2 separate regions of the Homo sapiens genome follow, and region 2 is linked to region 1. Evidence: chromatin loops called from intact Hi-C (ENCODE). Cell type or tissue: PC-3. All regions are shown on one strand. Each heading gives the region's core, and the rest is flanking DNA. Links, peaks and the distances in the headings are about the cores only.

Region 1 (15,704 bases), core at 6,471-10,470:
ATAGTCAAATTAAGTTAATGATTCTCTCAGAGACCCATGCCACTGGCTCAGCAGAGTTCAAACATTACCTGAATTTTTAGAAGCCCTTTTCTGAATCCAACCATCCCTCAGTCCCCTAAGAGTGGCCAGAGAAGAAGGACTCCACTGAGCTGACATTCCAGTTCAGTAAGTTGTAGGGACAGTTTTTTAAAAGAATCTGTAGGTAGGGGAGCACCAACCCATAACATACTGTAAGCCTGCAGGGTTCTCCAGCCCAGTCCCTTCTAGAACCCTTCCCTGTCCACAACCAGTGACGGATTATTCCAAACGTTGTTCAGTTTCATTTGACCTAGTTTGAAAACCAAGTTCCAATAATGAATAACTATGGGAGCTTGGGTTGCTGTATTCGGTCTCTGAGTAGCTTTTCCACCTACCCAGGCCACAATCAATAATAATCACCATTGAACATCCTTGAAGCAATTCTTTTGAAATTACTTTGCATCAAAGATTGCACAAGAACTGCTTTAAGTAGAAGGACTGATGTCAGCAATCAAGGGTCCCACCGAGGGCTGCAGATAGTTCTTGACCTTCACATGGGAAGGCGTCATTGAGTTCTGACACTCTGGCAATCCTCTAGGACTCAACTTTCTGATAAGCTAATAAATGGAAAGGTGAAATTAGATAAAGACATTATTACCTCATGGGACAACTAAGCATTAGAGGTTAGTCTAAACATGCTCTTTTAGAATCTTTACTACACTACTAGCTACCATTTATTGTAGGTTTGTCTATCTGTGCCAGATACAAACAACACTATGAATTACCCATACCATGCTATAATCACCAGATTTTTCTCTGTTATTCCCATTACCATTTTATAGATCAGGACATTGAAATTTGCTTGCCCATAGTTATATCAAAGGAAATTGGGAAAGCCAGGTTCCAATGCAAATATCTCAAATGATTACTTTTTTTTTTTTGAGTCAGTCTCACTCTGTCTCCCACTGTGGAATATAGTGGCACAATCTCAGCTCACTGCAACCTTCATCTATGGGTTTCAAGCGATTCTCCCGCTTCGGCTTTCCAAGTAGGTGGGATTACAGGTGTGGACCACCACGCCTAGCTATTTTTTTGTATTTTTAGTAGAGATGGGGTTTCACCATCTTGGCCAAGCTGGTCTCAAACTCCTGATTTCAAGCAATCCCCCCACCTCAGCCTCCCAAACTGTGGGGATTATAGGCATGAGCCACCATGCCTGGCCTCAAGTGATTACTTTCAACCACTGCACTACAATTTACTACTGGGAGGAAAGAATAATAATAATAGTAATGGCTATAATTTATTGATTAATGGCTATATGCTTGGCATTGTACTCACTTTTGAAGTTTTAATTTATAATTGACACATAGTAATTGTACGTATTTATGGGGTACAGTGTGATGTTTCAATGCATGGATACACTGTATAAGGATCAAATCAGGGTGATTAGCATACTCCTCACTTCAAACATTTTTTCTTTGTGGTGAGAAGATTCAAAATTCTCTCTTCTAGTTATCTTGAAATACACAACACATAATCATGAACTATAGTCACCCTAGTGTATAATAGAACACCAGAACTTATTCTTTCTATCTAACTAGAAATTTGTACACATTGACCAACCCCTTTTCATTCTCCTCTCCCTGACTACCCTGCTCACCCTCTGGTAACCACTATTCTACTGTCTAATTCTGTGAAATCAAGATTTTACTAAGTTTTATTGATAAATAATAATTGCATATGTTCATGGAGTACACAGATATATTTCAATACAAATGATGTACAGAGATCAAAGAGGGGTAGTTAGCATATCAATCAATCACCTCAAACATTTATCACTCATTTGTTTTGGAAACACTCAATATCCTCTTTCTAGTTGCTTGAAACTATACAATATAATATTGTTAGCTAGACTCATCCTACAGCGGCATAAAACACTAGAACATATTTCTGATACCTAGGTGTAATTTTGTAGCCTTTAACAAATCTCTCCCTATTCCCCCTTTCCCCACTCTTCCAGACCTGGAACATCCTCCATATTACTTTTTACTTCTTTGATATAAGCTTTTTTAGCTGCCACATATTGTTACTGGCAGCAAATCCATATGGGTCTGCAGCAACCTCAATTGTTGCTTCCTTGGACGAAAGATTTTAAGAGGCAGGAGGCAAAAGGACAGCAGGAGTGACAGTTTATTTAAAAGCTTTAGAGCAGGAATGACAGGAAGAAAAGCACACTCGGAAGAGGGCCAGGCAGGTGACGAAAGGCAAGTGGGGTGGCTGGCAAAATGGCCGAATAGGAACAGCTCCATTCTGCAGCTCCCAGCGAGATCAACACAGAAGGCAGATGATTTCTTCATTTCCAACTGAGGTACCCGGCTTATCTCACTGTGACTAGTTAGACAGTGGGTGCACCTCATGGAGGGTTAGCAGAAGCAGGCTGGGACATCGCCTCACCTGGGAAGTGCAAGGGGTCAGAGAACTCCCTCCCCTAGCCAAGGGAATCCATGAGGGTCTGTGCCGTGAGGAATGGTGCACTCTGGCACAGATACTATGCATTTCCCATGGTCTTCACAACCCACAGACCAGGAGATTCCCTTGGGTGCCTATGCCACCAGGGCCCTGGGTTTCAAGCACAAAACTGGATAGCCATTTGGGTAGACACTGAGCTAGCTGCAGGAGCTTTTTTTCCATACCCCAGTGGTGCCTGGGATGCCAGTGAGACAGAACTGTTCACTCCCCTGGAAAGGGGACTGAAGCCAGGGAGCCGAGGGGTCCAGCTCAGTGGATCCCACCCCCATGGAGCCAAGCACCCTAAGATCTACTGGCTTGGAATTCTTGCTGCCAGCACAGCAGTCTGAGGTTGAACTGGGATGCTCCAGCTTGGTTGGGGGAGGGGTGTCCACTATTACTAAGCCTTGAGTAGGCGGTTTTCCCTTCACAGTGTAAACAATGCCCCTGGGAAGTTCCAAATGCCCCAATTAAAAGACACAGACTGTCAAAGTGGATAAAGAGTCAAGACCCATTGTGTGTTGTATTCAGGAGACCCATCTCATGTGCAAAGACGCATGTAGGCTCAAAATAAAGGGATGGAGGAATATTTACCAAGCAAATAGAAAGCAAAAAAGAAAAAAAAAAGGGGGGTGGGTGGGTTGCAATCCTAGTCTCTGATAAAACAAACTTTAAATGAACAAAGATCAAAAGAGACAAAGAAAGGCATTACATGATGGTAAAGGGATCAATGCAACAAGAAGAGCTGACTATCCTAAATATATATGCAATACAGTAGCTCCCAGGTTCATAAAGCAAGTTCATGGAGACCTACAAAGAGACTTAGACTCCCACACAAAAAATAGTGGGAGACTTTAATACCCCACTGTCAATATTAGACAGATCAATGAGACAGAAAATTAACAAGGATATTCAGGACTTGAACTCAGCTCTGGACCAAGCCAACCTAATAGACATCTACAGAACTCTCCACCCCAAATCAACAGAATATATATTCTTCTCAGCACCACATTGCACTTATTCTGAAATAGACCAGATAATTGGAAGTAAAACACTCCTCAGCAAATGCAAAAGAATGGAAATCATAACAGTCTCTCAGACCACAGTGCAATCAAATTAGAACTCAGGATTAAGAAATTCACTCAAAACAGCACAACTACATAGAAACTGAACAACCTGCTCCTGAAAGACTACTGCGTAAATATTGCAATTAAGGGAGAAATAAATAAGTTCTTTGAAACCAATGAGAACAAAGACACAACATACCAGAATCTCTGGGACACAGCTAAAGCAGTGTTTAGGGGGAAATTTATAGCACTAAATGCCCACAAGATAAAGAAAGAGGATCTAAAGTCGACACCCTAACATCACAATTAAAAGAACTAGAGAAGCAAGAGCAAACAAATACAAAAGCTAGCAGAAGATAAGAAATAACTAAGATCAGAGCAGAACTGAAGAAGATAGAGACAGGAAAAACCCTTCAAAAAATCAATGAATCCAGGAGTTGTTTTTTTGAAAAGATCAACAAAATAGATAGACCAGTAGCCAAACTAATGAAGAAAAGAGAAAAGAATCCGATAGACACAATAAAGAATGATAAAGGAGATATCACCACTGATCCCACAGAAATACAAACTACCATCAAGGAATACTATCAACACCTCTATGCAAATAATCTAGAAAATCTAGAAGAAATAGATAAATTCCTAGACAGATACACCCTCCCAAGTCTAAACCATGAAGAAGCTGAATTCCCTGAACTTGAATAACAAGTTCTGAAATTGAGGCAGCAATTAATAGTAACCAAAAAAAGTCCAGGACCAGATGGATTCAGAGACGAATTATATCAGAGGTACAAAGAGAAGCTGGTACCATTCCTCCTGAAATTCTTCCAAACAATAGAAAAAGAGGGACTCCTCCCTAACTCATTTTATGAGGCCAGCATCATTCTGATACCAAAACCTGGCAGAGACGCAACATAAAGAAAATTTCAGGCCAATATCCCTGATGAACATCTATGCAAAAATCCTCAATAAAATACTGGCAAACCTAATCCAGTAGCACATCAAAAAGCTTATCTACCATGATCAAGTCGGCTTCATCTCTGGGATGCAAGGCTGGTTCAACATACACAAATCAATAAGGGTAATTCATCACATAAACAGAACCAATGACAAAAACCACATGATTATCTCAATAGATATAGAAAAGGCCTTCAATAAAATTAAATAGCCCTTCATGCTAAAAACTCTCAATAATCTTGGTATTGATGGAACATACCTCAAAATAATAAGAGCTATTTATGACAAACCCATAGCCAATATCATACTGAATGTGCAAAAGCTGGAAGCATTCCCTTTGAAAACCAGCACAAGACAAGGATGCCTTCTCTCACCACTCCTATTCAACATAGTATTAGAAATTCTGGCCAGGGCAATCAGGCAAGAGAAAGAAATAAAGGGTATCAGATGGAAAAAGATGAAGTCAAATTGTCTCTGTTTGCAGATGACATGATTGTATATTTAGAAAACCCCATCATCTCAGCCCAAAATCTCCTTAAGCTGATAAGAAACTTCAGCAAAGTCTCAGGATACAAAATCAATGTGCAAAAATCACAAGCATTCCTATACACCAATAATAGACAAAGAGCCAAATCATGAGTGAATTCCCATTCACAATTGCTACAAAGAGAATAAAATACCTAGGAATACAACTTAAAGGGATGTTAAAGACCTCTTCAAGGAGAACTACAAACCACTGCTCAAGGAAATAAGAGAGGACACAAACAAATGGAAAAAAATTCCATGCTCATAGACAGGAAGAATCATGAAAATGGCCATATTCCCCAAAGTAATTTATAGAGTCAATGTTATCCCCATCAAGCTACCATTGACTTTCTTCACATAATTAGAAAAAACTACTTTAAATTTCATATGGAACCAAAAAGATCCCATATAGCCAAGACAAGCCTAAGCAAAAAAAAAAAACAAAAACAAAAACAAAAAAAAAACAAAGCTGGAGGCATCACGCTTCCCAACTTCAAACTATACCACAAGGCTACAGTAACCAAAACAGCATGGTACTGGTACCAAAACAGATATATACACCAATGAAACAGAACAGAGCCCTCAGAAATAACACCAAACATCTACAACCATCTGATCTTTGACAAACGTGACAAAAACAAGCAATGGAGAAAGGATTCCCTATTTAATAAATGGTGTTGGGAAAACTAGTTAGCCATATGCAGAAAACGGAAACTGGACCCCTTCCTTACACCTTATACAAAAATTAACTCAAGATGGATTAACGACTTAAACATAAAACATAAAAACATAAAAACCCTAGAAGAAAACCTAGACAATATGATTCAGGACATAGGCATGGGAGAAGACTTTATGACTAAAACACCAAAAGCAATAGCAACAAAAGCCAAAATTGACAAATGGGATCTAATTAAGCTAAAGAGCTTCTGCACAGCAAAAGAAACTATCATCAGAGTGAATAGGCAACCTACATAATGGGAGAAAATTTTTGCAATCTATCCATCTGACAAAGGGCTAATATCCAGAATCTACAAAGAACTTGAACAAATTTACAAGAAAAAAACAACTCCATCAAAAAGTGGGCAGTAAGAACAGACACTTCTCAAAAGAAGACATTTATGCAGCCAATACACATATGAAAAAAAGCTCATCATCACTGGTCATTAGAGAAATGCAAATGAAAATCACAATGAGATACCATCTCATGCCAGTTAGAATGGTGATCCTTAGGAGGTCAGGAAACAACAGATGTTGAAGAGGATGTGGAGAAATAGGAACACTTTTACACTGTTGGTGGGAGTATCAATTAGTTCAACCACTGTGGAAGACAGTGTGGCAATTCCTCAAGGATCTAGAACTAGAAATACCATTTGACCCAGCAATTCCATTGCTAGGTATATACCCAAAGGATTATAAATCATTCTACTATAAAGACACACACACACGTATGTTTACTGCGGCACTGTTCACAATAGCAAATACTTGGAACCAACCCAAATGCCCATCAGTGATAGACTGGATAAAGAAAACATGGCACATATACACCATGGAATACTATGCAGCCATAAAAAGGTTGAGTTCACGTCCTTTGCAGGGACATGGCTGAAGCTGGAAACCATCATTCTCAGCCAACTAACGTAAGAACAGAAAACCAAACACTGCATATTTTCACTGATAAGCGTGAGTTGAACAATGAGAACACATGGACATGGGGAAGGGAACATCACACACTGGGGCCTGTCAGGGGTTGAGGGGTTAGGGGAGGGATAGTATTAGGAGAAATACCTAATGTAGATGACAAGTTGATGGGTGCAGCAAACCACCATGGCACATGGATATCTATGTAACAAACCTGCATGTTCTGCACATGTATCCCAGAACTTAAAGTATAATAATTTTTAAAAAAATTTTTTAAAAAGAAAGTCAAGTGTGTGCTTTGACCTTTTGACTTGGGGTTTTATATACTGGCATGCTTCCGGGGTCTTGTATCCCTTCTCCCCACTCACCCAACTCCTGAGAGCTTATCCAGAAGCTGTTTCAGGTGTTTTCTATCTATTGGGAGATGGCTTTTCACTGGTGCCAGCTGTGACCAATTATTACTTTACAAAGACAGTTAAAAACTGCCTGACCATCACCTAATGGTTGACAACACTCCAGGTGTGTGTTTGGGGCGGTGGTAGGGGAAGGCACTGTTCTGCCCTGCTCATACCTTACTAGCTACCTACTGTAACACTGAGTGAGAACACTCACTGTTTACCTTTCTGTTCCTGGCTTACTTAACAAACCTTCCTTTAGTTTCATCCATGTTGCTGCAAAAGATAGGATCTCATTTTTTTAATGGTTGAATAGTATTTTATGGTATGTATATATCACATTTTCTTTATCCATTCATGTGTAGTCAGACAACTAGATTGATTACATGTCTTTGTTATTATGAATAGTGCTGCAGTAAACCTGAGGATGCAGAGGTCTCTTTGATATTTAACGATTTCCATTGCTTTGGATAAATGCTTAGCAGTGAGATTGCTGGATTATATGGTACTTCTATCTGTATTTTTTTGAGGAACCTCCATACTGTTCTTCAGACCAATTGCACTAGTTTAAATTCCCACCAACTGTTTTTAAAATTCCCTTTTTTTCCTGCATCCTCACCAGCATTTTTTATTTTTTGTCTTTTTGATAATAGCCCTACTAACTGGGGTGAGACAATAGCTCGTTGTGGTTTAGATTTGCATTTTCCTGATTAGTGATGTTGAGCACATTTTCATACATTTGTTGGCCATTTGTATGTCTTCTTTCAAGAAATGTCTGTTCAGATCATTTGCCCTTTTTTTTTAATTGGGTTGGTTTTTTGCTGTTGAGATGTTCGAGATCCTTGTATATTCTAATACTAGCCCCCTGTCCGATGAATAGTTTACACATATATGAGGCACCACGAGATCCTTTACACAGGTTAGTTCACTTACTCCTCACTCCAACCCTATGAGGGAGGCGCTATTACTACCACTCTTATTTTACCCATAGAGAGTTCAGCAGAGGTTCATAACTTCCCCCAAAGTCACACAGCTAGTGTGGCAGATGGAGCAGGGTTGGATGCCAGAGCCAGGCCCTCCAGCCCCACGCCTCGTTGCTGCAGGAGCCCTCCAATCTGCAGTCACTGCCACAGGCATCAATGGCACTACCCAGAATAAGGATTTATTGAGCACCTACTGTATTCACAGAACTCTAATCAGTCTGAAAGTCCAAGCAATGAAGCAAACAAAGCCAAGGAATGGCAGAAATGGCAGAGTTCAAACCAGAGTCTAGGGCCTGAAGTGCACCGCATGGGCCAGGTTAAAGTGAATGAAACATTCCTATTTTGATCCTTTTCATTATTTATCATTCATACCCCTAACTACCTTTAATGCGATTAGTTTTAGATGTAAAAACAACAAATACGCTACAAATCAGCTCTTCCAACATTTTCTTCTCGTGAAAAAGGCTCTTTGAAAGCCCTGTTTTGCAGAAACTTGCTCCTTTTGCATGAATGGTAAATCATAGGAGACCTGGTAGATTACGCTACATACTTAATGTGAAAGGTTGCTTCATTCAAGAGCCTGGAGTTTTCAGACATTGTCCTGAAACTTCCCTGCCTAGGGTAGGGTAATGCCAGCGACGGCAGGAAATAGCTCTGACGCACTTAAGAGTTAAATACAACCTACAGAAGTTCTGGCTGGGTGGGGAAAACCTATTGCTAAAGAGAAGAGCTACTTTTTTTCTTTTCTGGAATTTGCAAACAGCATTTATTCTCAGCCTTACCTTCCACAAGCTCCACCTGGAACATTGCTGGGCAGCGTGGAAACAGAAGCAAACATCAGCCAGGCCGGCAGGGGGCAGCAGACCCCACATTTTGCCCTCGCCTCCCGTGGGAGGGAGTGCCCGGCTCCCAAAATCCTGTGGCGGGTTTTGTCCCAAGCGACTTCAGCCAGCAGATAGTTCGTGTCCTTCTGAGGCCGCAAAATTTGGGGTGGAAGAAGTGGGGCGTGAGGCTGAGAGTGAGGAGAGCAATCCAGGGTCGCCAGGGTGGGAGCCGCAGCGGGCCCTAGGCCTCCGGGAGGACACTGATGCTTCCGGACCGCGCGAGGCGCGCCGGCAATGCCGGCAATGGACGTGCGACAGCGGCACGAGGCGGGGCACCGGGAGGGGATGCGGGGGGAGGGGGGACTCGGGCATGGCGGGCTTCAGGTTCCGAGCCCTATCCCTGCGGGGAGGCGGCTGAGGCCCAGCGAGAATTCGAGCGCGGTGCGGGCGGGCCGGCAGTGCTGGGGGGACCCGGCGCACCCTCTGCAGCTGCTGGCCCGGGTGCTAAGCCCCTCACTGCCAGGAGCCTGCGGCGCCTGCTGGCTGCTTTGAGTGCGGGGCCCGCTGAGTCCGCGCACACCCGGAACTCGCGCTGGCCCGCGAGCGCCGCTCGCAGCACCGGCTCCCGCCCGCGCCTCTCGCTCCACACCTCCCCGCAAGCAGAGGGAGCCGGCTTCCGCCTCGGCCAGCCCAGAGAGGGGCCCGCCACAGCGCAGTGGTGGGCTGAAGGGCTCTTAGAGCATGGCCAGAGTGGACGCCAAGGCCGAGGAGGCGCCCAGAGTGAGCGAGGGCTGCTAGCACTTTGTCACCTCTCAATTTGACGTTGTAAGCTTCCTTCCACAGAGTGACCTTTTTCATGCAATCGATGTGCTCCTGTGTCAGCTATGCAAAATAATTTTTGTTTACTGAATCTGGTTTAAAAGGCAAGAAGTTGCTTCCCATTGGGCACTTTGATCCTGGTGAAACGGGATGTGTATGCCTGGAAACATGGACAGTCACATGCACTGCTTGGTTTTGTGTGGAACTAACATGAGATGATCTTTTCACTGATTTTCAGAATTGTGGAGAATTCACTTAGGAAAATAAGCATGTGTATCAATGCATGACCAATATGGGCGTTTACTTTAACTGATTTCACAGAAGCAGTGCTCCTAATATTTTGAGCCACACAGATTTTATCTGGTGCCTCTTTATGATATGATCAATTAGCTGCTTACTTCATAAGTTATGTGGAGTGGGGAAGATACTCCTATTTTCTCTTTAAATGTCTTTTCTCTGATTTAAAGAAGTAATAAAGGAGAAATCTTTTTGCTATATTTTACTTTTATCCTCCACTATTCTGAAGTTTAAGCTTCAATAATTAATATAAGTACAGTAAAATTAATATTTTAAAGGTAGCTGATATGCTTGATAACCAGAAAATATTTCATTTTTTAAAAATTCTATTTCATCTACTAATTTGATCCATATGATCCATATGCAAGGGTATGTAAAAGTCTATATATAGTCATATGACAAAGGTATATGGTGTATTGAATTTATACTTTTATTGTTCATCACTAAGACCCTTTTTTACTTTAAAAGTGGGTTATATAGACCTGTGAAACATGCAACAAAAATGAAAACACTGCACCTTTTTGTGGTTCTGTAAACACACAAGAAAAGTGGAGGTCAGGATCCATGCTGTTGGCCAGGTATTAAGTTGGCGTTATCAGCAATCACTGTAGTCTCTGTGAGTGCTGATGAATCTGAATGTCATGCCTTGGGAATTGCTTTTTTGACTAGATTACTGGTTTGAGGTTGTTGCCGTTGTGTTTTTTGTAAGAGTAGAAATTCACAAGTGCACAACGTTGGATTTAGGTAAGTGGAAATTTAATGCAATCACAGCAGTGCCTCATACAAAGAAAGTGATCAACAAATGTAGCCATGATAAGGGTCACTCGCTAGGCCAGTTGTCACCTACCCCTCTGCTGGATGACAGCCCTTCTGCATCTGCACTCAGCTCCCGCGTTTCCGGAGCTTCTCTTCTCAGACCATGCAGTGCCCAGAGCTTCAGATCTGTCCATATCCTTCATCAACACCTCCTGAAAGTATGAGACCTTGCAGAGGCCCATGTCTTCCAGGTGTTGCCAAGACAGCTGAGACAGAGCCCTGGAGTCCTTTCTTATCATCCCTTGATCAGGGTGTCTTATATCTGTTAATTCTACAAATAGCCATTTTTTTAAATGTCATTTATTTTAAACCAGTAGCTCAGCTGTCCTGTGCCAGCTCCACACCCTCAACTCTACAGCTGATTACACAGTTCATTATTATGCTAATTTAAGAAATGTTAAATATATGCAAACCTACAGAGGGAACAAACACTGTAGCAACTTACCAACTTTCCCACAACCTGCAGTTAACAATTGTGAACAGTTTGTCATTTTAACTTTTCCCCAGTCCCTGGAATTTCCTCATCTCTAACCCAGTCTCCCTCAACCACTCATGATGAAGTGTGTACCCATCCAATCTGTTTTGGAACATTTTAAAATTATTTTACTTGGTTTTTTTTAAATCAGCTTTATATATGCACATAGTTTAAAGAGTCAAAAAGTTCTGTCCAGGCATGGTGGCTCACACCTGTAATCATAGCAATTTGGAAGGCCGAGGCAGGAGGATCATGAGTCCAGGAGCTTGAGACCAGATTGGCCAACATGGTGAAACTTCATCTCTAATAAAAATAAAAAAAAATTAGCTGGATATAGCAGCCCATATCTGTAATCCTAGCTACTTGGGAGGCTGAGGCACGGGAATTGCTTGAACCCAAGAGGCAGAGGTTGCGGTGAGCCAAGACTGCACCACTGCACTCCAGCCTGGGTGACAGAAGGAGACTCTGTCTCAAAAAAAAAAAAAAAAAGAAAAAAAGTAAAAAGTTCTGTTTTTACAGAATTACTGCGTTTCCTTCTCTCCAGAGGCAAACACTTCCAATTCTTTATTTCATTTATTTTTGAGATGGAGTTTTGCTCTGTCACCCAGGCTGGAGTGCAGTGGCACGATCTCGGTTCACTGCAACCTTCACCTCCCTGGTTCAAGCGATTCTCCTGCCTCAGCCTCTTGAGTAGCTGGGACTACGGCGTCCACCACCAGGCCTGGCTAATTTTTGTATTTTTAGTAGAGACTGGGTTTCACCATGTTGGCCAGGCTGGTCTCAAACTCCTGACCTCAGGGCGATCCACCCACCTCCGCCTCCCAAAGTGCTGGGATTACAGGCCTGAGCCACCGCACCCGGCCACCTCCAATTCTTTCAACTGATCCTATTGGCATTTACCTTCAGCTCTCTAAATAACTTTCTGACTGTGGTACTTCTTTTTTCAGTTTTAGTCATTACCTATTGATATGGTTTCGATCTGTGTTCATGCCCAAATTTCAAGTCAAATTGTAATCCTTAGTGTGGAGGCGGGGTCTGATGGGAGGTGATTGGCTCATAGGGCAGTAACTCATGAATGGTTTAGCACCTTCTCCAGGTGCTGTTCTCCTGATAGTGAGTTCTCAGGAGATCTGGTTGTTTAAGTGTGTGTGGTACCTCCCCCACCCTTGCTCCTGCTCCTGCCATATGAGAAGTGTTTTCCATTTTTAAAATTATAGACATTTAAATTATAGACATTTTAATGGATATGAAGTCTTATTTCATTGTGATTTTATTGGCATACACAGCATACACATACCGTCCACATACCACACACATACACTTCACACACCGTACATACTACATACACCCACACATCCTTTTGCCATATGTACCTAAAATAATTATGTAATTATATTGTAATTTTGGTTAAGTAAATATTCAGTGTTTATGTAACTGAGGCCTGTAGTATCCTTTTATATTTCTCCCTAGAATTCATTATTTTCTTTTCTGTAAGCTTTTATGTCTGTTTCCTAATTCCACTCCAAATTCTCAGTTATATACCTTTTCAATATGCCCCCAAACCAATCAGGCCATCTAGCGTTTTTCTTCCAGAGAGCTCCTCGGGAACCACCGGCTCTGCTCTGGTGTGGCCTGGGTGCACAGCCGGCCTGCTGTGCAGTTGTGGGATCTCCATGGACTGTCATCCAGAAGACCCCCTTTCCTCTCTGATATTTGATCCCGTTTCATGGATCCCACATCTTCCTTTTTAAAAAAAGTTACTTCCTCATTTTGCCAAAGCAAATATTCTAGTATCATCCTTAGAAAGGATACATGGAAGGTATTTTTTAATTGAAGTGAAATTCTCATAAGAAAAGTAGCAGTCTTATAGTGAACAATGCGTTGTATTTAGTATGTTCACATTGGCAACCACCACCTCCATCCAGTTCCAAAACATTTTCATGACCCCAAAGCACAATGCAGTACCCAATAAGCTGGTACTTTCCATGACCCCATCCCAGCCCTTGCTTTCAAGTTTCAGCCATGTAGCGGATACCAGTACTTCATTCCTTTTTGTAGCTGTATAAACCACAATTTGTTTATCCCCTCATCTATTGATTGACATTTGGGTGTGGCTGTTGTAACAGTGCTGCTATGAACATTCTCATGCAAGGTATCTGTTTGGGCACTTGTTTTCAATTCTTGTATATATACACCTAAGAGTAAAATTGTTAGATCACATGGTAATTCTATGTTTAGCATTTTAAGGAACTGTCAAATTGTTTTCCACAGTGGCCAAACCATTTTCCCTGTACATTCCCACCAGCAATATACAGGATTCTAATTTCTCCACATCCTCACAAATGCTTGTTATTTTCCATTTTTTAAATTATAGACATTTTAATGGATATGAAGTCTTATTTCATTGTGATTTTATTGGCATTTTCTTAATGACTAATGATGTTGACCATCATTTCATGTACTTATTGCCTATTTGTATATCTTTTTTGGAAAAAATGTCTATTCACGTTCTTGTTTTTCTTTTTATTGTTGAGTTGTAAGAGTTCTTTTTTTTTTTTTTAACTCATTTCCCATTTGCCCCAAGAATACTATGCAGGCAGCAAGCTACATATTTTCTTTTTCTAAATAAGAAGTGGGTTAAGAGATGGCAGTCTCACTCTGTCACGCAGCCTGGAGGGCAGTGGCCCAATCATAGCTCACTGCAGTGTCGAACTCCCAGGCTCAAGTGATCCTCCCACCTTGGCCTCCCCAAGTGCTGGGATTACAGGTGTGAGCCACTGCTCCCAGCCTAGAGATCTTAATATATTCTGGACACCAGGCCTTTGTCAATAGGTTTGCTTCATCAGTAGGTTGCTTTTCACTTTCTTGATAATGTCATTTGACACATAATAGCTTTTAATTTTTTTCATTACTTTTCAATTATTTTTTCCAGTTTTATTGAGGTACACTTCACAAATAAAAATTATATATATTTAAGATGTACAATGTAATGCCTTAATATAGATGTACACTGTGAAATTATTATCATAAGCTAATTAAAATATTCACCACCTCACATAATACTTTTGTGTATATGGTGAGGACACTTAAGATCAACTCTTTTAGCAAATTTCAAGTATGCAATACAGTATTATTAACTCTAGTCACCATTCTGCACATTAGATCTCCAGAACCTATTTATCTTGCAAAGCTATACAGTTGTATCCTTTGATCAACATCTCTCCATTTCCCCCTTCCACGGCTCTGGCAATCACTAAGCTACTCTCTATTTCTAGGAATTTGACTTTCTTAGATTCCATATGTAAGCGAGATCACACAGTATTTGCCTTTCTGTGTCTGGCTTATTTCACTTATTATAATGTCCTCCAGGTTGATGCAAAGGCAGGATTTTCTTCTTCATTAAGGCTGAATAATATTCCTCTGTGTGTGTGTGTGTGTGTGTGTGTGTGTGTGTGTATAAAACATATATATATAGATACACATTTTTATCATCCATCCTTTCATTTATTTATTTGTGTAAGTTGAACTATTCTTGCATTCGTGAAACAAATCGCACTTGATCATGGTGAATGATCTTTTTAAAGTGCTACTGGATTCAGTTTTCTAGTATTTTGTTGCGGATTTTTGCACATATGTTTATCAGGGATATTGCCTGTAATGTTCTTTTATTAGCGTATTATTTTTCTGTGTTTAGTATCAGTGTAATGCTATCCTCATAAAATGAATGTGAAAGCATTCCTTCTTTTTAGTTTTTAAGAAGAGTTTGAGGAGGGTTGATATTAGTCTTTGTAATGTTTGGTATGCTTCAGCAGTGAAGCCATTAGGTCCTGGCCTTTTCATTGATGGGAGACTTGTTATTACTGATACAATCATGTACACATTATTGGTCTGTTCAGATTTTCTATTTCTTTCTGAGTCAGTCTTTGTAGGTTTTTTGCTCTAGGAATTCATCCATTTCTTCTAAGTTATCCAATTTGTTGGCATGTAATTATTCATAGTAGTCTCTTATGATCGTTTGTACTTCTGTAGTATCTATTGTAATGTCTCCTCTTTCTGGTTTTATTTGAGTATTCTCTGTTTTTCTTAATCTAGCTAAAAGTTGGTCAATTTTGTTATTTTATTGAAAACCAACTAGTAGTTTTATTTCTTTTTGGTATCAGTTTTTTAGTCTTTACTATTTCTGATGTGATCTTTATTATTTCTTTCCTTCTACTAACTTTTGGGTTAGTTAGTTCTTTGTCTAGTTTGTTGAGGTGTAATCTTAGGTTGCTTATTTGAGATCTTCTTTTTTAATGGAAGTGTTTATTGGTAAAAGCTTCCCTCTTAAAACCACTTTTGCTGCATACTATAAATTATTGGTATGTTAGTGTGTCCATTTTCCTTTG
Region 2 (15,704 bases), core at 5,486-9,485, 150 kb after region 1:
AGATTGATGTTGATCTGCTAATCCCTGTGTAGAAATGAACCTTGGAGGCCATTGTTTGATTTCTTACAATATGTGCATTGGTTGTAACACTGTCACTTTGACAGTTGATAAGCATCTTCTGAATGGTCCCTCCTTTAGTTACAAAAATGTTGGTGCATGGATGATGTTGGGAATAAATAAAAAGTGAACTAAATTATGTTCTCATCTTGGGCAAAAATTAAGCAAAAAAAAAATGGAGGATATGAAGCTCCTCCACAAAGAAGGCCATTTTTGTACTAGGCTTACTACAGTGACACACCACTATTAGTTGGGGAGAATTCAGTTTTTCCAAGGTGTTGATAGGCATCCAGATTTCAGAGGAAATTGTAAAAAAGCAGAACCTGGGACCAATACTGCCCACGATTTTTCTTTGAGATCAAATCTGAGGCAACAAATCTGTTCAAAAGCTGCTTTCTGCCTGGTTGTGGCAAAGGGTGGCCAAGTGGGGCTCAGCTGTGTTCCCATTGCAAGGCTACTGAGCATCCCCTGTCCTGAGGCTCCTTAGGACACCTGGCTGAGCTTCAGCAGCCCTCTTCCAAGCCTGGAGATGCCAGCTCCATCTCTGGCACAAAATGTAGTGATTTTCACAGGGTGAGAGGCCAAAAGAGGCTAATAAAATGAAGATAGCCAAGCTTCCATGGAATTAAGCAACAGGACAACCTTGACCACTTTGAGGGGTGTGGTGGGGGCCACATGCAGATGGAGTGGGTTAAAGAGTGACTAGAAGAGCAGTGGGGGTGGCAGCAGGAGAGAAGCCTGGCTCTGAAAGCAGCGAGACTTCTAGGGAATACAGGGTCAGGGGAGGTTCTGAAAGATGACACACTGCAGAGAACATGTGTTTGTATGCCGATGACAAGTATCCAGTAGAAAGGCAGATGAACAGATTCTCATTCTCAGAAAGGCCTGTCCTGACCTCCTGAGAGTACACAGACCATGAGGGCAGGGCAAGGAGGAGGATGCACGCTCACTGTTTCATGCAAAGTCCTTGGCCACAGTCCACCTGCTCCCCACCTCTGTGACTTTGTCCTTCCTCAATTTAATATGCTCTATGCTGGAAAACTGGATTATTGAACAGGCATTGGCTGATGCATTCTGAACCTAATCCACTAAAAAGCACTTGATAGATATATCAAAATATCATTGAGAAATAGATATTTTAGGCCCATATCCATGTCTTCACCCCGCACTGTTTCTCATTTGAACTCTCTTTTCCAGGAAGAGTTGTGCTTGGGTAAATTCTATAGCTCACAGTGTGACTTCAAAACACACAATAAATTAATAAGGTGCTTCCTACAGTGAGTTCAGTTAAACATTTTGAAGAGTGTTTTTGAAATGTAGCAGAGCAGGCTACAATTGATATTCAAAAAGAGGAAACTTCCATTTATTTCCCCCTTTAACTAAGTTACCTGTAACTGTGTCATTTTATTATGCTTCATAGAGCATCACTGCTGAGATCCCCTCCCCAGCTCATGTTGCTAGGAAATATCCCAAAACAGAATCAATTTTTCTTTTTTTAACCTGATGATTTTTCCACAATCCTTTTGTTTCTCTGATTCACCTCCAGGGCTCATATGGCAATGGGGATTTAATAGGGTTTATTTGTTGGTGAAGAAACATTAAACAAATCTTTTAATAGGAAAAATACTTTTATATTATAGGCAAAATGTAGATGTATATTGCTACTGAAGTAAATGTATTTTATTAATGGTGTGAGAATTTCTTCCTCACTGTGGTGTGTGAATGTGTATGCATATTTGCATGTGTAAAAGACTTAGCAATTTGTGAATAGAAGATGTTTCTCCGCTTCTCACTGAGCATGGCTGTAAAAGAAACTTTTTCCTCTCCCCGGGCATTCCAGCACACATTGGAAAGATAACACGTCCACAGAAAGCCTGGCTTTCCAAAAGAGCTTATCAGAGAATGTGCCCCCCAGGTCGATTAAAACATATGTTAATCCTGTGGCAGAGAAGTTTGTTCTAGCCTTTGGGTGTAGCCTGCTGAATAAGTTCACAGTGATCTACATCCTAGTTTCCATGGGCTGAAATAGAATATTCATATCCCCTGCACTCCCTACACACACAGACATAGACACCAATTTCCCCAAAAAACTCTTTGCTTAATCTTCTCCTGCTCTGTATTTTCTTTGATATTTTCTTGAATGGCTTCCACTAAATTCAAATGTGTTTGACTTTAAAGTCAACTTGTAAAATTTTATCTGGTAATTTATAGATTAAATTGCAAGCATCTACCTCCCTTTCATCAGACTCTCCCTGCAGGGCAAGTTCATCTAACTATGTATGTGCTTCAAGATGGAACTCCTGAGTTCACAGGTGATTTATAAACCAAAGCATGCCCACTACAAAACTCTCACCCTCCAGAGATTTGCCTCAAGGGACAACACCCTGCTCACAAAGGCACCAGCAGGCAACTGCTCAACTACCTGGTGGATAAGGTGCCCAAGCTAGCATGGACCCCTGAATCCTTGCTCGCCTCCTCTGTTGCCTTTTAAAAGTGCCACTTTCTGCTCCTAAAGTGAAGTAGTACGGCAGGACTGCTGCATTTCTTCCCCTAAGCTAGCTTTGGAAGCAAATCACTTTCTTTATACCAGACTTCTCTCTTCTTAATTGGATTCTGCAAGTGGCAAACAATTAACCTGCTCTTCAGTTACATTGGAATGTGTTTAGATTTATTTTTTCAAATGTTGGAACAAAGATGAAAAAGTGAGAAGAGCCCTAGATTTTTTCTTGGAAATCTGGCTTAAATCCAGGTTTCTTTATTTCCTTGATTTGGGAATTTGGTCACGAGACAAATAACATGATTTTCCTAAGTCTAGATTTCTTTGTTTATAAAATGGGGATGACTATGCTACCCTACCTATACCATGAGCTAAATAAGCTAGTATTTGTAAAGGACACACACTTACATTCACAATCACACACGGTGTGTATGTGTGTATGTATGTATAAAAATGTGGGGACCTAACCCACTCAACAAATACCCTGAGTATTTGTTGAATCATTATATGCGTATATCATCTGGCAAATGGATGTGTATAATTTCTCCAGGGATAAGAAGCAAATGTATACCGATGGAAAGCCTTACTCAGGCCATAACAAAGAGAGAAATGCTGAGTCCCACTCCATGAACAGGTCAAGGAACCAAACATATTCAAAGAGTTATTTCATTGTTTCAACTTGCTAGTGAGGGGAGCATGGCACCTGAACAGAGATGATATAAATTAATGAAACTGAGAACCAAGCGAAGAGCTTAGCCATCCTTTGCATAGTTAGCTACAATGGCTATTTATTTTTCAGCCAGACTGGCCATCATGTAGGCACACTCTTTTAGATTAGAAAAATCAACCATTATTTTTTCTGCCCATTCATTCCAGCACCGTGACAGTCTTCACGGGGAAATTAAACTTATTTTTTTAAGAATTTTTCAATCATATACAAGATTTTGAACTGGGAATTTCATGAATCAAAAATTAAATGAATTGCACATAAAGCCATGGCATATGTATTTTTACTACATTGTGGGAGAAAAAATAATTCTTATAATTTAAAAAAACTATGTCTTACCTGATTTCAGAAATAAAAGAAGTAGAAGAACCACTTCCTTATGTTCCATTTTGGGACTGGCCAGCAGTGCCCAGAAAGTGTGTCCCAATCCCAGGACATTGTTGACTTACATGAGAGTAAACGCACCCACAAACCAGATAGTCAAATTAAGTTAATGATTCTCTCAGAGACCCATGCCACTGGCTCAGCAGGGTTCAAACATTACCTTGAATATAGAGTCTTATAAAATATTTGAGAGTGCAATGTCAATAGATGCTGGGAAGTGGTGAAAGCCATTTCCCCCCTCAGCTGCTCCACATTGCCTTTATGTCTCCTTACTCCTTCCCTCACCCCTAGACCTTCATCTTTCCTGATTAGTCTTGTTTCCTCCCCTCTTCTTTCATTCTCTTTCTTTTGGATAAAATAAAATCATAAAAGTAGCTCATATTTGCTGGTAACTTCCATGACCAGACCCTCTGCCAAGTGCTGCACATCCATAGCCTCCCTCAAGCTTTCCAACAGGCAGTGCTGTACGAGGAGGGGGCTGAGGCCTTCCCGAGGTTGTGTCGCTACCCAGGGGTGCAGCTGATAGACACAACCCTTTCAGGTCTTAGTTTACGAGCAAGCTAGGTATAAATGTTAACATCTCCACATCCTATACCAAACTGTGCCGAAATGACAACATAAGTGAAAATCTTTTATTATCTTCAAAATTTATTTATTCCTAGTGAACTCACATGTTTTCTGTAATTATAAATTATGTTATAAGATATCAATCCTTCCAGGAGGGGGTGGTGGCTCATGCCTATAATCCCAGCATTTTGGGAGGCCACGGCAGATGGATCACCTGAGGCCAGGAGTTTGAGACAAGCCTGGGCAACATGCCAAAACCCTGTCTCTACAAAAAATACAAAAATTAGCTGGGTGTGGAGGCACATGCCAGTCATCCCAGCTACTAAGTAGGCTGAGGCACTAGAATTGCTTGAACACAGGAGATGGAGGTTGCAGTGAGCCAAGAATGTGCCACTGCACTCCAGCCTGGGTGACAGAGCAAGAATGTCTCAGGAAAGAAAAAAAAATAATAAATACCAAATAAAATTAATAAAATATCAATCCTTCCTATTCTAGTAGTTGTGGCTTAAATAAATAAATAAATATTTTTAAAAATAAAACATAGGGTCGAGTGCGGTGGCTCAACTCTGTAATCCCAGCACTTTGGGAGGCCAAGACAGGTGGATCACAAGGTCAGGAGTTTGAGACCAGCCAGGCCAATGTGGTGAAACCCCATCTCTACTAAAAATACAAAAATTAGCCAGGCGTGGTGGTGGGCACCTGTAATCCCAGCTACTAGGGAGGCTGGAGTATTCACTTGAACCCAGGAGGTGGAAGTTGCAGTGAGCCAAAATCACGTCAGTGCACTTCAACCGGGGTGAGAGTCTCAATAAAATAAAATAAAATAAAATAAAATAAAATAAAATAAAATAAAAGCATAGTATCAATCTTTCCGCAAATGAATTCATGGTGCAATCTTACATTTTCGTTCTCATGAAGTAAAGCAAGAGTGGTAGAATTAAGTGGAAAGAGTCTATCTCTAGTGTAGTCACGTCAGTGGTTGTGTCAAGATGGTTAGGAGGCTCCTCCCGTTTAAAACAGTATCCAAGCCCCAGTTGTAAATCAATTGGGGAGACACGCCAACTCTGATCATCAGCAATATCTGAGCTCCAGTCTCAGATATTGTGTGCAGTTAGTCTCTGTCCTGTACCCTCTACCTCCTTCCCTACCAGAAAAATCACCACTTTAGTCCCTGGCCACCGGGACACCCCAGGAGGGTGAGTGGTCTGAGGTAGTTATGGCACTTATGGCTCCCTTGCTGCTGATCTGGAACTCAAGCCCCAAGAAGTCCCCTTGGATGATCTGAATATACATTTGGGACAGATCTAGGGAGTTTCTGAGCAACACTTAGACTGGGGTCTTCCATTGATTAAATCCTACTTGAATTCGCTACTTTGGGACTCAAGTCTAAGGGACTGAGACTGAGACAGGAGAGCACAAGACTAACTTTGGTCTCTTGATCTTTTCTTACCTTGCAACTGTCAATGCCTCCAGCCAAATGCCCAGCACAGAGCTCAGTGGATTTGACTCTTCCATTCAGAAACTCATAGCGATTGCACACTTCATTCTCAATCACAGGGAGCTGGGCTTCCTTGAGAAAGCCAGCCCCAAAGGTACCTGTGTTTAAAAAGATGAAAGAAATGGTAACTACGTCCACAACATGTTCACAAGGAAACTCCAGAAGAACAGAGCAGTGGTGATGGACCTCCTGTCTGTCCGTGAGGCTGTAGAACACAAGGCAGCTCCCAATGCTGCCAGACTCTCTGAACCCTGGAGAGTGTAAACGTCATATAAGAGTCTATGTTCCAAAAACCTGGATTTAACAATCTGAGCTTTGTCATGGTGCTTTGCGGTTGGTTGTTGTTTCTTTACCTTTTTCTTTGCTTTTAAAACCATAAAGAATAATGTTTAAATGTAGAGTCTGAGAAATGCAATTGCTATTGTTTTTATATTTTCAGACTTTTTGTATGCTTCTTTCACTAATTACATCATATCACAAAATTTCACACCCTGATTTTTTCACTCAACATTACATAATGAGTTTTGTATAGTGCTATGATCTTCATAACTAATATTTTAAAGGAGAGCTACTGATTAATGAGCATGAGGTTTCCTTTGGGGATGAGGAAAATATTCTGGAAATATGATGATGGTTGCACACCACTGTGAATGTACTAAATGCCACTTGGTGGTACCCTGCAAAAATGGTTAAAATAGTAACTCTTACGCTGTGTACATTTTATTGCAATAAAAAAGAATAGTCATCATTTACTAAGCATTATCCTTTCCAGGCACAAGCTTATAATGTGGTGTATCTCACTTCATCCTCACAACAGTCCTATGAAACAGGCAGTTCCATCACTCCTGCTCTACAGTTAAGGAAACTGAGGTGTAAGGAGGTTGTCTAGTTCAACCTGAGCCTGGGTCTGCGGAGTCACTGCCCAAATGCTTCCTCCCCGTGCGCGTTGGCCCCCCTCTTGCTTCCAACCCTCCACATCTTTGTTCATAAAGTTCATTCTTATTCCTTAATATTTTCTGAGCCTAAGTTCCCATAAATTATATAGACATATTTCTGTCTCCCAATAACACTGCCAATTTATTTTCTAGAAGGTTATGACAGTGTAAAATGTCACTAGAAAACAATCACTTCACCACACTTGTATGAGTGTTCAATTTTTAAATATTAGCTAATCTAACAGGTTGAAATTGTCCTGATTCATTTTCTAATTTATACTTCTTTGACAATTTGGGAGAGTGAAGATTCTCCTGGTTGTGTTTATTCTTTTGTGAAAAACTGCTTTATTTTCTTTGCCAAATTCAAATAGAACGGTTGCAAAATTGCCAGAGGAAATGCTGTTTTTCCAGATGGACACACCCAGGGATGTTTCAGTGTTCTCACAAATAATCCAGTTTTCTAATTTTGCAAGCCCAGCTTTCATTAGAATTTTGCAAAAATCCTTGCTTTGCGAGCATGGCACAGGCAAGAGATGAGGCACTCTCTCTTTCTTCCCCCAGAGCCTTTGACTGCACTTAGATCATTGACTTTGGTTCAGAAACCTGACTGCATCTGGAGTTGACATGAGCAGCATGGAAGATGTTTGTCCCAGCACCTCACTCCAGAGGCCAGCTCAGCTCAATCTGGGCAGAGCTGCATGATGGAAGTTTCTGACTACCAAGCATCGGGCAGAGGGTGCATCACCTGGACTACATAGTTGTGTGAGGGAGCACCGTTCTCTAGAATCTGCTATTTGAGCAAGGCAAACATCCTGATAATGGTGAAAACCTACCGCAAGTTGCCAGGAAAGTTGATGTGGTCTGCGAGTAGGTGCTGCCATCCAGTGGCCGACATAGAGATGTCATCTCTGAGGGCAGGTAGGCCACAGGTGACAAGAGGATTGAAGCCCTCCCTGATGGGGCCTTGGGGAGAGGGCAGCAGGGTAAGTCCAGCGGCAGGATCAGTCCATTGATTGTGGATGACGACTGACCTGGAAAATCCCCTTGGCCTCAACACCTCCAAACTCTGCATTTGATCCAAGTCAGGGAACACCTGGAAACATGAAGGGGAGAGCAGGAAAACTTTGACCTCCCTCTCAGAGGCTGAGAACGCCAATTGACCTGATGTCATTATTGACATGTAGAAAATTGATGAACAGGCCTGAGTTATGTTTTGTGGCACCTCATGGTCTAGTTAGTGTTCTGAGAATCATTTTCTCAGTGGACCTGCAGGTGAGACCAGGCGAGGCAGAAGCCTAGTGGGGGATGGTGGTTAGAAATGTGTGGATGGTTGTGGGGCAGAAGAAACAGCAAGTAGGCTCTGGGCCAGCTACAAACTGGTTATATGATGTCTACTGATGATGATAGTGATGGTGGTGGTGGTGGTGATGGTGGTGGTGGTAATAATTGTGATGGTGGTGGAATGATGATGATGGTGGTGGTGGGTAGTAATGATGGTGTTGGTGATGGTGGTAGTGGTCGTGGTGATGGTGATAGTGATAGTGATGGTGGTGGTAATGATAATGCTAATGGTGGTGGTAATGATAATGATTATCATGATGATAGCGGTGGTGATGGTGATGGTGATGATAATGGTGATGGTGGTAGAATGATGATGATGGTGATGGTGGTGGTGGTGGTAGTAATGATGATGGTGGTGGTGATGATGTTGAGGGTGATGATAATAGTGACAGTGGTGGTGGTAATGATAATGGTGATGGTGGAATGATGGTGATGGTGGTGGAATGATGATGGTGGTGCTGAGTAGTAATGATGGTGATGGTGGTGGTGGCTGTGGTGATGATGGTGGTGGTAGTGGTAGTAACGATGATGGTGGTGGTGATGATAGTGATGATGGTGATGATGTTGAGGGTGATGATAATAGTGATAGCGGTGGTGGTAATGATAATGGTGATGGTGGCGGTGGTGATGATGTTGATGAAGATGATAATGGGAGTGGTGGTGGCAATGTGGATGGTGATGATGATGTTGACGATGATGATGCTCATCACAATCACCTTATATGTTAGTACAGGTAAGAAAGCCAAGGCTAAAAGAGATTAAATAACTGCCCAATGTCACATGGAAGATGGTAGAGCCAGAATTCACACCCAGATCCTTATGATTTTAGCTTGGTGCTTTCATCAGTTGAGGTATTGGAGAGGATCTGTTTGCTTTCTGGCTGCCCAGCAGTCTATCACCCTACATCCCATAATCCTGTTGAGGGATCCACCCTTTGCCCTTCTGGGTATGAGTGGGGTCCTGCCTCCACCTCTAGCATGTAATAGCTGATGCAGGTTGGAGCCAATCAGTGATGGGTTCAGGGACAGGCCTGTGACCCAAGTTCAACCTCTCAGACCTGGCCAACTATTGTTCACTTAATGGGGACAGTGGCCTTCCTCAGTCTTTCCTGGCAAAGCAAGAGCTGCCACAGCATCTGCCACCACAAGAATCTCACCTTTGTGCCCAAGGATGATGCCTACTGCATGGCTGGACAGGGCCTGGGCCCTGGGGCCATCATGTGAGCCTAAAGACTTTTCAGCTCAACAAGAATTCCCCTTTTTTGCTTAATCCATCTTAAGTTGGATTTTCTGTCACTTGCAAGAAAGAGTCATGTTAGATACAACTCTATTCTGTATATTAGTAGGAGCTGCCATGATGGAGTGCGTAGCACGTGCTCGACACTTGATGCACATTCTTATTGTTTCTCCCCCGACAACCCTGCAGCCCCCATTTCATATAAGAAAACAATCAATGAGAGTTCATGACTTTTCTAAGTCCCGACAGCCAGTAAGTGGGAACCAGGGTTCCAATTCAGGTCTCCCTGTGCCATCCTGCACCTTCTCTGAGCCTCAGGTTCCTCACTTGTAAAATAGGAACAATAATATCTAAGTCTTAGAGGTTTGCAGCATTTAAATTTTTATAAGTGCAAAACACTGGGAGCAGCCTGGCACACCCAAAGGTGTTCCTCTTTTGCCAAGTTTCCTTTTAGTTGGCCTCAGTGTTCCCAGACTCAGGAGTGCAGAAAGGGGGATCAAGAAACCAAGGAGGATGACATTTTAAAAATAGTAGAAAAAGCACAGAAAAAGGAAAGCAAACTTTGCAATTATCTAGACCAGTGGTTTTTAACCTTTTTGTTAAACAAAAAACAAACAAACAAAAACCTTTCTTCAAATGACAGCTTATGCAAAAGGCTGATGTGGAAAACACCACTTGAAAATGCTGGTTTTACAAATGAGGGGTTGGAGTCAAGTCATACAAAGAGTTAACGTGCCTAGTCCAGGTCTGTCTGGCTAGTGGCAGAGTCAGAACGCTTTTCTAGGGCTCCAGACTCATAATGTCCTCACCAGCACCTCTGAGAAAGTCAGCAGAGTCAGAACGCTTTTCTAGGTTCCAGACTCATAATGTCCTCACCAGCACCTCTGAGAAAGTCAGGCAGAGATCCCAAAACAGTCTTAGTGTTCCAGTGGTCAAGGGGGTAAGTCTGATAGATATAATTATTGTCAGGGCATACTGAAAAATGAAGAAGGAATCCCTAAGATGTAGTCCAGGTGCTGATACCACATCCTGCACAGATGTTCCCTCTCTTTCTCTCACCCATCAACCAATACCAAATACTATCCTAGATTTGGGGCCATGGGGCCTGTCTGCCTCTCCCTTAGCTGCAGGTCCCCTGCCTAACACCCTCCCACACACATTAGACATGTGGATTTGGTAAGAAGGCTAGTTTATTATAACTTTTGTCATTATTGTTTTACATCATGTTTAGAAATACAATCTGGCTAATTTCACATAAAAAATAATCTAACACCCTTAAGGGCTGGGTGAAAACCCCACTTACCTGAGGAAGCAATATGAATGCTGGAGTTATGAATTCAGAGACTCAAAGACCTTTACTGGTTTTCTGCTTGTTTTAGGTATAAAGGAAATACACAATCATTAAAATAAAAAATGGATCACACCCCAAAACTTCAACAGCAAAACTATTTTGCTAACATGCCCCACTATGAAACCAAAGACAAGAAGTCAGCTACAAATAAAGACCCTGTACAAGGCCTTGGCCCTGTGAAAACCTCCAAAGAAGAAGTCTATTGGCTGTACTCAATCTACACTGCAGTTAAAGAAACACCCACACAGAGACATGAGAAAGAACCAACGTAAGAACTCCAATAAATCAAATGGCCAGAAGGTCATATGTCCTCCAAACAACTGCACCAGTTTTCCAACAAGGGTTCTTAACAAGACTGAGCTAACTCAAATGACAGAAATATAATTCAGACTACGGATACAAATGAAGATCATCAAGATTTAGCACAATGGCAAAATCCAATTCAAGGAAATTAAAAATCACAATAAAATAATATAGAGGCTGAAAGATTAAATTGCTGGTATAAAAAAAGAACCTAACGGATCTGACAGAGCTGAGAGCTGAGAAACAAACTATAAGAATTTCACAATGCAATCCAAGTATTAATAGGAGAATAGACCAAGCTGAGGAAAGGATCTCAGAAATGGAAGACTAGCTCTCTGCAATCAGACAGTTGACAAAAATGAAGAAAAAAGAAGGAAAATGAATGAACAAAACCTACAAGAAATATGGGGAAAAAAGGCCAAATCTACAAATCATTGGCATCTCTGAAAGGGATGGGGAGAAAGCTAACAATCTGGAAAACAATTTAGGATACCAACCATGAAAACTTCCCCAATCTTGCTAGAGAGGCCAACAGTCAAATTCAGAAAATACAGAGAATCCCTGCCAGATTCTACACAAGAAGATCATCCCAAGACACATAATCATCAGCTTTTCCAAGGTCAAAATGAAAGACAGAATGTTAAAGGCAACTAGAGAGAAAGGGCAGGTCATCTACAAAGGGAACCCCATCAACCTAACAGCATACCTCTCAGCTGAACCTCTGCAAGCCAGAAGAGATTGTGGGCCTATATTCAACATTTTAAAATATATATATATTCAGCCAAAAATTTCATATCCAACCAAACTAAGCTTCCTAAGCAACAGAGAAATAAGATCCCTTTTAGATAAGCAAATGTTGAGGGAGTTTGTTACCACCAGACCTGCCTTACAAGAGATCTTGAAAAGAGCACCAACTATAGAAAGGAAAGAGGGCTACTAGCCAATACAAAAATACAATTAAATTCACAAACCAGTGACACTATAAAGCCACCACACAAACAAGCCAGCATAAAAACACAATCAGAGCATCAAATTCACACATACCAATACTTGCCTTGAATGTAAATGGGCTAAATGCCCAACTTAAGAGGCACAGAGTGGCAAGCTCGATAAAAAAGCAAGACCCAATTGTATGCTGTTGTCAAGAGAACCATCTCACATGTAATGACACCCAAAGGCTCAAAATAAAGAGATGGAGGAGAATCTACCACGCAAATGGAAATCAGAAAAAAGCAGGGGTGGCAATCCTAATTTCAGACAAAACAGACTTTAAACCAACAAAGACCAAAAAAGACAAAGAAGGGCATTACATAATGGTAAAGGGTTCAATTCAACAAGACCAACTATCCTAAATATATATGCATCCAACACAAGAGCACCCAGCTTCATAAAGAAAGTTCTTAGAGACCTACAAAGAGACTGAGATGCCCACACAATAATAGTGGGAGACTTCAGCAGTTCACTGACAGTATTAGACAGATCATTGAGGCAGAAAACTTACAAAGATATTCAGGACCTGAACTCAACATTGGATCAAATGGATCTGATAGACCTCCACAGAACTCTCTACCCCCAAACAATAGAATATATATTATTCTCATAATCACATGGCACATTCTCTAAAAATCAACCACATAATTGGACATAAAACAATCCTCAGCAAATGCAAAAGAACCAAAATTATACCAAAAACACCCTCAGACGACAGCTCAATAAAAATAGAAGCCAAGACTAAGAAAATTACTCAAAACCATGCAATTACATGGGAATTAAACAACATGCTCCTGAATGACTTGGGGGTAAATAATAAAACTAAGGCAGAAATCAAGAAGTTCTTTGAAACTAAAGAGAATTAAGAAACAACATACTGGAATCTCTGGGACACAGCTAAGGTAGTGTTAAGAGGGAAATTCATAGCATTAAAAGCTCACATCAAAAAGAAAGATCCCAAAGTAAGAACCTAACATCACAACTTGAAGAATTAGAGAAACAAGAGCAAATCAACTCCAAAACTAGCAGCAGGCAAGGAAAACCAAAATCAGAGTTGAAATGAAGAAAGTCAAGACATGAAAAAACATTCAAAAGATCAACAAATCCAAGAGTTGGTTTTTTGAAAACATTAATAAGACAGATAGTTTGCTACCTGGCTAATAAAGAAGAAAAGAGAGAGAAGACCCAAAGTAACACAATTACAAATGACAAGGGGGATGTTAGCACTGACCCCACAAAAATAAAAATAACCATCAGAAACTACTACAGACAGCTCTATGCACACAAACTAGAAAATCTAGAAGAGATGGATAAATTACTGGACACATACACCCTCCCAAGACAGAACCAGGAAGAAATTGATTCCTTGAACAGAACCACAATGATCTCCAAAATTGAATCAGTAATGAATAGCCTACTAAGAAACAAAAGGCCAGGACCAGATAGATTCACAGCTGAATTCTACCAGATGTGCAAAGAAGAGCTAGTACCATTCCTACTGAAACGTCAAAAAAAATTGAGGAAGAGGGACTGCTTCCCATTTTATTCTATGAGGCCAGCATCATCCTGATACCAAAACCTGAAAGAGACACAACAACAATAAAAACTTCAGGCTGATATCCTTGATGAACACTGATACAAAAATCCTCAACAAAATACTTGCAAACCTAATCCAGCAGGACATCAAAAAGCTAATCCATCATGATCAAATAGTCTTCATCCCTGGGATGTAAGATTGGTTCAACATATGTAAATCAATAAAATGTGACTCATCACATAAATGTGACTAAAGACAAAACCCACATGATTATCTTGATAGATGCAGAAAAGGCTTTTGAAAAAATGTACCACCGTTCATGTTGAAAACTCTCAATAAACTAGGTATTGAAGGAATATATCTCAAAATAATAAGAGACATCTATGACAAACCCACAGCCAGCATCATACTGAATGGGCAAAAGCTGGATGCATTCCCCTTGAAAACCAGCACAAGGTAAGGATGCCCTCTCTCATCAGTCCTATTCAACACAGTATTGGAAGTCCTGGCCAGAGCAGTCAAGCAAGGGAAAGAAATAAAGAGCATCCATACGGGAAGAGAGGAAATCAAACTATCCCTGTTTGCAGATGACATGATTCTGTATCTAGAAAACCCCATAGTCTCAGCCCAAAAGCTCCTTCTCTGTTAATCAACTTCAGCAAAGTTTCAGAATACAAAATCAAAATACAAAAATCACTAGCATCCCTATACACCAAGAGCCAAGCCGAGAGCCAAATCAGGAACACAATCCCATTCACAATTGCCACAAAAAATAAAATACCTAAGAATACAGCCAACCAGGGCGGTGACAGATCTCTACATTGAGAATTACAAAATGCTGCTCAAAGAAATCAGGGATGACACAAGTGAATGGAAAAACATTCCATGCTCATGGATCGGAAGAATCAATATCATTAAAATGGCCATATGGCCCAAAGTAATTTACAGATTCATTGCTATTCCTATCAAACTGCCAATGACATTCTTCACAGCACTGTTAAAAAACTATTTTAAAATTTATATAGAACCAAAAAGGAGCCAGAATACCCATGGTAATCCTAAACAAAAAGAACAAAGGTGGAGGCATCACATTACCTGTCTTCAAACTACACTTCAGGGCCATAGTAACCAAAACAACATGGTACTGGTGAAAACAAAACAAAACAAAACAAACAAACAAACAAACAGACACATAGACCAACGGGACAGAATAGAGAGCCCAGAAATAAGGCCAAACCTACAACCATCTGATCTTTGACAAAGCTGACAAAAATCAAGGTCTAATATCCAGCATCTATAAGAAACTTAAACAAATTTACAAGAAACAAAACAACTCCATTAAAAAGTATGCAAGAGACATGACCAAACACTTTTCTAAAGGAAACATACAGGCAGCCCACAAGCATATGAAAAAATGCTCAATATCACTGATAGTTAGAGAAATGTAAATCAAAACCACAACGAGAAACCATCTCATCTCAGCCAGAATGGCTATTATTTTTAAAAAAGTCAAAAAATAACAGATGCTGGAAAGGTTGTGGAGAAAAGGGAGCACTTACACACTGTTGGTGGGACTGTAAATTAGTTCATCTATTGTAGAAAGCAGTCCAGTGATTCCTCAAAGAGCTAAAAACAGACCTAACACTCAACCCAGCAATCCTATTACCGGGTATATACCCAGAGGAATATAAATTACTCTATCATAAAGACAGATGAATGTGAATGTTCATTGCAGCACTATTCATAAGAGCAAAGACTTGGAATCACCTATATGCCTATCGATGACAGATTGGATAAAGAAAATGTGGTACATATACACCATGAAATACTATGTGGCCATAAAAAAGAATGAGATAATGCCTTTTACAGGAACACGAATGGAGCTGGAGGCCATTATCCTTAGAAAACTAACACAGGAACAGAAAACCAAATACCACATGTTCACACTTACAAGTGGGAGCTAAATGATGACAACTCATGGACACAAAAATGGGAGCAACAGACACTGGGGCCTACCTGAAGGAGAAGAGCGGGAGGAGAGAGAGGAGCAGGAAATACTAAGTATTGGGTACTAGGCTTAGGACCTAGGTGACAAAATAATCTGTACAACTAACCCACGAGACACAAATTTACTTATGCAAAAAACCTGCACATGTAACCCTGAACCTAAAATAAAAGTTAAAATTAATTAAAATAGAATGAAAAAGGTTCTGAAAAAAAAAAAAAAAAAGAGAGAGACTCAAAGAAACAGTCTTCCACCCCTTGCCCATGTGCCTTCAAG

The links. A loop is a pair of places that touch in the nucleus more often than their neighbours do. Peaks named below come from ENCODE experiments on the same cell type or tissue, not always from the same donor. Only the 100,000 strongest peaks of a DNase experiment are listed, where the experiment ranks them.
Region 2: a loop joins it to region 1, with 32 times the contacts of the local background. A loop is called at or near these places in 12 of 110 quality-filtered maps.

What each region holds. Positions count from the first base shown.
Region 1 is chr6:160,511,096-160,526,799 of GRCh38, forward strand. It overlaps LOC124901454 (a long non-coding RNA gene), which reads left to right and starts at 9,255. Exons shown (of 2, transcript XR_007059844.1): 1 at 9,255-9,737. It also overlaps the pseudogene LPAL2. RefSeq lists silencers at 9,219-9,348, 9,389-9,468, 9,539-9,648. In PC-3, for the core only: CTCF peaks have their summits at 8,939 (motif pointing right) and 9,140; a DNase peak (open chromatin) is centred at 8,946; H3K4me3 peaks cover 2,091 bases; H3K27ac peaks cover 845 bases.
Region 2 is chr6:160,660,546-160,676,249 of GRCh38, forward strand. It overlaps LPA (lipoprotein(a)), which reads right to left and starts at 3,730. Exons shown (of 39, transcript NM_005577.4): 1 at 3,621-3,730. The coding sequence starts at 3,669. In PC-3, for the core only: a CTCF peak has its summit at 7,542 (motif pointing left); a DNase peak (open chromatin) is centred at 7,526; H3K27me3 peaks cover 1,189 bases.